2 separate regions of the Mus musculus genome follow, and region 2 is linked to region 1. Evidence: chromatin loops called from intact Hi-C (ENCODE). Cell type or tissue: gastrocnemius. All regions are shown on one strand. Links, peaks and the distances in the headings refer to the core of each region. The heading gives the core; the rest is flanking DNA.

Region 1 (2,914 bases), core at 207-2,706:
TATTCTCAAGAAATGGGTATGGGATGGGTACAAGGAAAGAGTCTGGTGCAGGTGTAGCAACTCAGGATTGGCCGAGCTGTGGTTGCTGGGGAGATTTTCTGACTCTTTCTCAGCAACCAATATCACAAACACCTGGCAATGGGCTTCATCAGTGGGCACACACATGGGTTCAAGGAACGGTCAGAACATTGGCAGACACACAGGTTCAAGGAGTGGCCAGAGCATTGTGCACCTCTATTTTTCTAAATCAGTGAAGCTAGTTCTGCTAACAGTGACATCTATCTTGCCAATTTCAGGGCTTCTGTGACCTTTTACATTCTGTCAGGATCTTTCATGATGAGATAGGGCTGCCCAGTGCAGATGGCCCATTCTGAGATAAAATAGTTCCCCGTTTTTCTGGTTATCCTCAGGCTGTTCTTTGGGAGAGGATCTTGTTCTGGATTTTATGGTCTGTTCCTAGATCTGGTGTCTTATGACCTAGTTTCTGGGACTTATGGTCTATTCCTGAAGCTGGTGCCTTACAGCCTTTTTTGAAATTAGGCCTGGTTCTCTGTTGGTGAGAGTCTAAGTATGCTTTCTCTATGATACAAAAGTAATTTGTATTCACTTAATACAATTGTCATCTTGGATACTTCTACTGAATAAGCTCACCCTTTCTAGTTCTTTCTGAACTCTGGCTGGCTGGTTCAACTTAATTCAAATGCCTCTCCAAACTGACTGATTCAATCTGGCCTTTCTTTCAGTTTCTGACTGAATTGCTCTACTCAGCCTCACACTAACTGGCAATCTGTTCTAATCTTCTGGCTCGTTCTCATTCTCTGGCTCATTATGTCTTCACCTGTATCTAACGTGTTCTCTCTAAAACCTGTTTCTGTAACACTGTCCCTATAAAAACTCCCTCTGAACTCCACTCCACTGCCCAGCCTCTCAACTCACTGAATCAACCAAATTTCTTAACTCTGAACTGCACTGAACTGGCTGTTTTGAACTCAACTTGCTTACTGAAGTCAGAGATCTGCATGCCTCTGTCCCCTGAGTGCTGTAATTAAAGGCATATGCACCATGCCTGGACCTAAGTTTTTCTTTACCTGGAACTTGCTCTGTATCAGACTGGCATTGAACTCAGAAATCTGCTTGCCTCTGTCTCCTGAGATTTAAGGCATGTCTGTATTCCAGCCAGAGTAGCCATGTTGCTGGATTAAAATCCCTCTACACTATGACTTGGGGCTCTTTTGTTCTTTCTAATGTTCTCCTTTCCTTGCTTAATCACCATATGGCTAACCTCCATGCCATCCCCACTTAAGCAGCCTGGCTTTATCTTTCTCTCTTAAATTCTCACCTATGAATCTATAATAAACTTGTCTCTAAAACTCACCCTTACTGGTTCATGAATTTAAGTCTTAAAATTTGGCAGAATAAGAACCCAAGGGGTTATCATAAGCCTTTGGCTGGGGATGGCTCTGGTGGTCACCAAGTTTCCAGGAAGATGCCTCAAGGTTACTGTATTAGGTTGAAGATGAGCCAGTGGTAAGGGCTTTAAGCTGGCCACACAGCTAAAAGGTAAGTGGTAAATACTAGTTATTCCCTTTGGTTTTAAGCTAATCACTGAAAGGCAAGCTCTCTATCTCTCTCCATCCGTCCTAGTTTTATTTCTGTTAGTGTGATAAAATATCTTGATCAAAAGGAGCTTAGGTTTATTTGCTTTGCCATATCAGGTTACTGTCAAACTGATCTGAGCAGTCAACTTTTTCTTTTTTAATGTAAGCTGAATGGCATATTTCCTTACAGTAATCTGAAACTGGCCAAGTGTCATTGAGAACACAGCCAAATATCCAAACACAATGGCACACACTTGAAATCCTAGCCCTCAGGTGACTGATGCAGAAGGATCAAGAGTTCAGTGGTTGAGAAAACTGGCTGCTCTTCCAGCAGACCCAGGTTCCGTACTTAGCATTCACATGGCAGCTCACAACTGTCTGTAACTCCAAGATCTGATACACACCCATAGACGTGCATGCAGGCAAAACACCAATGCACATAAAATCGAAATAAATATTAAAAAAAAAAAAAAGAGTTCAAGACAAGCTTGAACTACAGAGGAAATCTGATACAGCCTGAGCACATAGAAAGATTCTGCTTCAAACAAAACAAAGCAAGGCAGAAGAGTGTGATCAAATAATACTAGAAACAAGAGGAAATTAGGTAAGAATCTTAGGAATGAGAGGACAGAGAAGAAAGCAACTAAAGAGGAGAGTGAAAGGAAAAGACAATTATACAGTAGGAAAAAAAGATAGACAACTATATATAGAAAAATCTACAATAGTTTATAGTCATTTAACTAACTCATAGCAGAATTTTCCCTGTCCAACCACTTTAAATATTAATGCAACAAGCTTGTGATTGGACAGGAAAAAGGGAGGCGGGGTGAGGAGTTGCAGAGACAGGGACAGAGAAGACAGGTAGAGGAGAAGGGACCAAGATGGAGGACAAACAGGAGGATACAGATTCTTCATGGTTTTAAATAGCCACAGGTAGTTATAATATCATATAGGGATAGAATAATTGGGGTTAACTTGTCTAATCTAGGTGGGCAGCTTGTGCAATTATCAATTGGCCCTGGATTTATTTTGCGGGCATCTTGTGTATTGAGAATTTATTGACATATAAATCTGTCTTATTAATTATAAGCTTCTAGAGTTTTGTTTTACTGGGTTACTGGAATGTAGGACCGCCACAGGGGTTTATAGCTGAGAAGGTATGGGTGGCACTGAGACAGGCAAACTGAAGCTAGGAAGACCGCAGTCACTGCAGCGGCTAGCTTAGAGACAGAGGTGGAGAGACAGCCACCTTTTTTATTTCCCAAAACACTGACTCATATATAGTCTTATGTTAGCCATGTGCATCAGAAATAATA
Region 2 (2,914 bases), core at 317-2,816, 55 kb before region 1:
CTGTTGCGTTCTATCACAGCCACTCGGATGGACCCTCTCTCTAACTGCTGCTCCCTTACCAAACCCGTTGTCAGCCAGGATGCTGTTAGAGAGATCAATGCCCCAAACCCCTTGAAGGGGTTCAGGTGGCCTCTAAAAGGACACTAATGGACCATGAGCCACCCAACTCATCTCTTTTCTTGACACTCTGGACATTCTTTTGGGGACTCAAAACTAAAACAGCAGGACAGAAGCCTTCTTTATATCCATTAACCTCTCTGTCTCACCAGCTCAGAGCAGCTTAACATCCATCAGGACCAGCTTGGCTCATTGACTGCTGCAGTACAAAGAGGACTAGATATGACTTCTGTTAGGGATGGGATGCATGCCCCACCACCCCAAACAATGCTCCTTCCACACCAAAAATATGCCAATTTGTTTGAAATGGGACAGACCACAAATTCTTCTGGTTCCCTCCCACTATGACTCCTCCCCTCGATCACTCTTTTCTCCTCATCTTTGTTGTTCCACACACACTTATCCTCCAACAGCTCCGTTTGTTCCTGTTAAATTTGCAAACAGACCTTTTAGATGCTCTGGAGAAACACTGGCTGAAAGGGGACTCCATCTCTTTCAGCCCAGGCCAGATGCAACTCTTTACATTGGTAAAGAGTTTACTCTTGATCCTTCCCTTGAATGGTGTGTCGCCCCCGCTACTTCTGCTGACTTTGGCAATGGGACAAGTCCAGAATCAATTTTATGCCCACTTTCTCCCACTGGGCCACTCCATCTCTCCCACATCTGCTCTTATCTCTCAACCTTCCTTCCCAAAAAATCCATCTTACCCTGTAATCGGATCATCGGTTTCCTGCTTTCAGCCTCTTATATTTGTTTTCCAAGTCTCTTTAGGAATACAGGAGGGCATGTACCGGTTCAGCTCAGCAGATCACTCCCTTCTACTCTTCATGACCAGAGGAGGCCTTCCTCGGTGTATTCTGAACTACCTCCTCCAACAAAGACCCTCCTCAGCAACCTCTCAGAATGAGGAAGGATAGTTTCTGGCTGACAGACTACACTTCCCAGCTTCACTTGCTGACTACGTAAGTCCCTTCTGTAACCACAAGGGGCTTCATCCCATCTTCCATAGGCATTTTAGCCATCTGCAATGTGCTTGACAAAATACTGCCTTGTGCTGGGCAGTGGTGGCGCACGCCTTTAATCCCATCACTTAATAGGCAGAGGAAAGCGGATTTCTGAGTTTGAGGCCAGCCTGGTCTACAGAGTGAATTCCAGGACAGCCAGGGCTACACAGAGAAACCCTGTCTCGAAAAACCAAAAAAAAAAAAAAAAAAAAAAGATTACTGCCCTGCTGTGAATAAACACGATCCTACCTAAAGTCAGACCAAGCCTCTCTCTGCACCTCCCATTTCTCTACAGCTTTCTTAAATAATCTAACAGTGAAAATAGGGGATTTTCTTTACATTTCACTCACAGGACACTTTACTTTCTTGTACCTGTTCTATTTCTGAGGCAACTTACAAGGCACAGGAGGCGCAGGAAAGAGACAGGAGCCTGACCTTCAACAGACCAGAATGTGTTTATTGGCTCACATAGGTAGAGTAAGACTGTCGCAGGAGGTTGAAGAGTCCGCCAGAGAAAAAGGATGGCTACAACCCTTTATACGAGCAAGTGAGGGTCTAAGGAATGTGGAAACCGTTGCCCCTGTTAGACCTCATGTCTCTCCTGTAGCCTCTCCTTTATTTGCTAAAAGCTAGATTGGCTGACCCAATAGACACCCCTTTCTTGATCTTGGAGGCACTTGGTCAACATCTGCACCCCAAATTCTGCTCAGATTGAAATCGGCACTCCCTCGGTACCCTTGAACCCAGATATATATAATTGGACTTGAACTGGATAGGAAATGTCAATGCTTAATGGTCAGTTGGGGGGGGGGAGCTTATTTTGTTGTTCAGAGTAAGGTGTGTGTACCTTGATGCAAATGGTGGGGTCCTAGGTTGCTAGCTGCACAAGAAGAGTTTGTGTCTAGTCTGCCAAGAACAGTTAGAAGCCCAAGTTAGTGTGTGAAGCCCAAACCAAAGGGAGTCCCAGTTGCTAGGCTAGTCTATGCTTGCCTGACTCACCTTTATGGTCCCTCCCTTTTTCTGCATCCCTTTCACTTGAAGCTACACATCGATCCCTCCAGCAATGTCTCTCAAACTTCTTTAATGATTTGTGGGGACTACATCCCTCAAGCATGGCATTTTCCACTTGAAGTGTTTGCTCTGGTACCTGCCCTTTCAGATTTCCTGCCCCTGTGGTTGGATGCAATTGTTGTCATTTGTTCTGCTCAGCAGACTTGGGAACCGTGCATGCTAACTACCCAGCCACCCTGCAGAGGAAATAGGGTGTGGGTCCTCAGAGGGGAAAGGAAATAATACAAAGACTTGTTCACAAAACTCAAATATGAATTCCCTCCTTGGAAACAAGGAAAGCAGCCAGACTGACCTGGGTGGAGTCACAGGAAAATGGAACAGCTATTTATAACACAAATGCTTGACATTGAATGGAGCTGCAAGTGAAGACCAAAGTTGGGGGGATGGGAGGACAACTGTGGGTGCAATTGTCTCCAGTTACATAGGTATGCACTGAGGCAAAACTACTCAGAAATAGCTTCCCACAATCTAATCAACTTCGGTTGCCATAGAAATGTTTGCAGCTACAGCACTGAGATCTCAACCCAATTGTGTTGTGATTAGTCAAGATGAAAATGAAGCCGCTTTCAATCCCAAACCCTTGATTTTCATCCCTGCTGCGGGTACCAGTTGTACCCTTCCTCCACAAAGCACATTAAACAATTTCAGGCCTAGATGCTACAAGGTATTGTGTCCCTTCCCAGTTGTATTAGTTCCCTTTGTGTTGGTGTGACCAAGATGCC

What was found. Peaks named below come from ENCODE experiments on the same cell type or tissue, not always from the same donor. Only the 100,000 strongest peaks of a DNase experiment are listed, where the experiment ranks them.
Region 2: it touches region 1 in a loop (2.3-fold over the local background); 4 of 42 quality-filtered maps call a loop at or near these places.

What each region holds. Positions count from the first base shown.
Region 1 is chr3:79,041,289-79,044,202 of GRCm38, forward strand. No RefSeq gene overlaps it. Among named protein-coding and RNA genes, the nearest start is that of Gm52609, 14 kb to the right of the region's middle. In gastrocnemius, for the core only: no CTCF peak of the experiment used is centred there; no DNase peak of the experiment used is centred there.
Region 2 is chr3:78,985,819-78,988,732 of GRCm38, forward strand. No RefSeq gene overlaps it. Among named protein-coding and RNA genes, the nearest start is that of Gm23440, 7.4 kb to the left of the region's middle. In gastrocnemius, for the core only: no CTCF peak of the experiment used is centred there; no DNase peak of the experiment used is centred there; H3K27ac peaks cover 1,130 bases.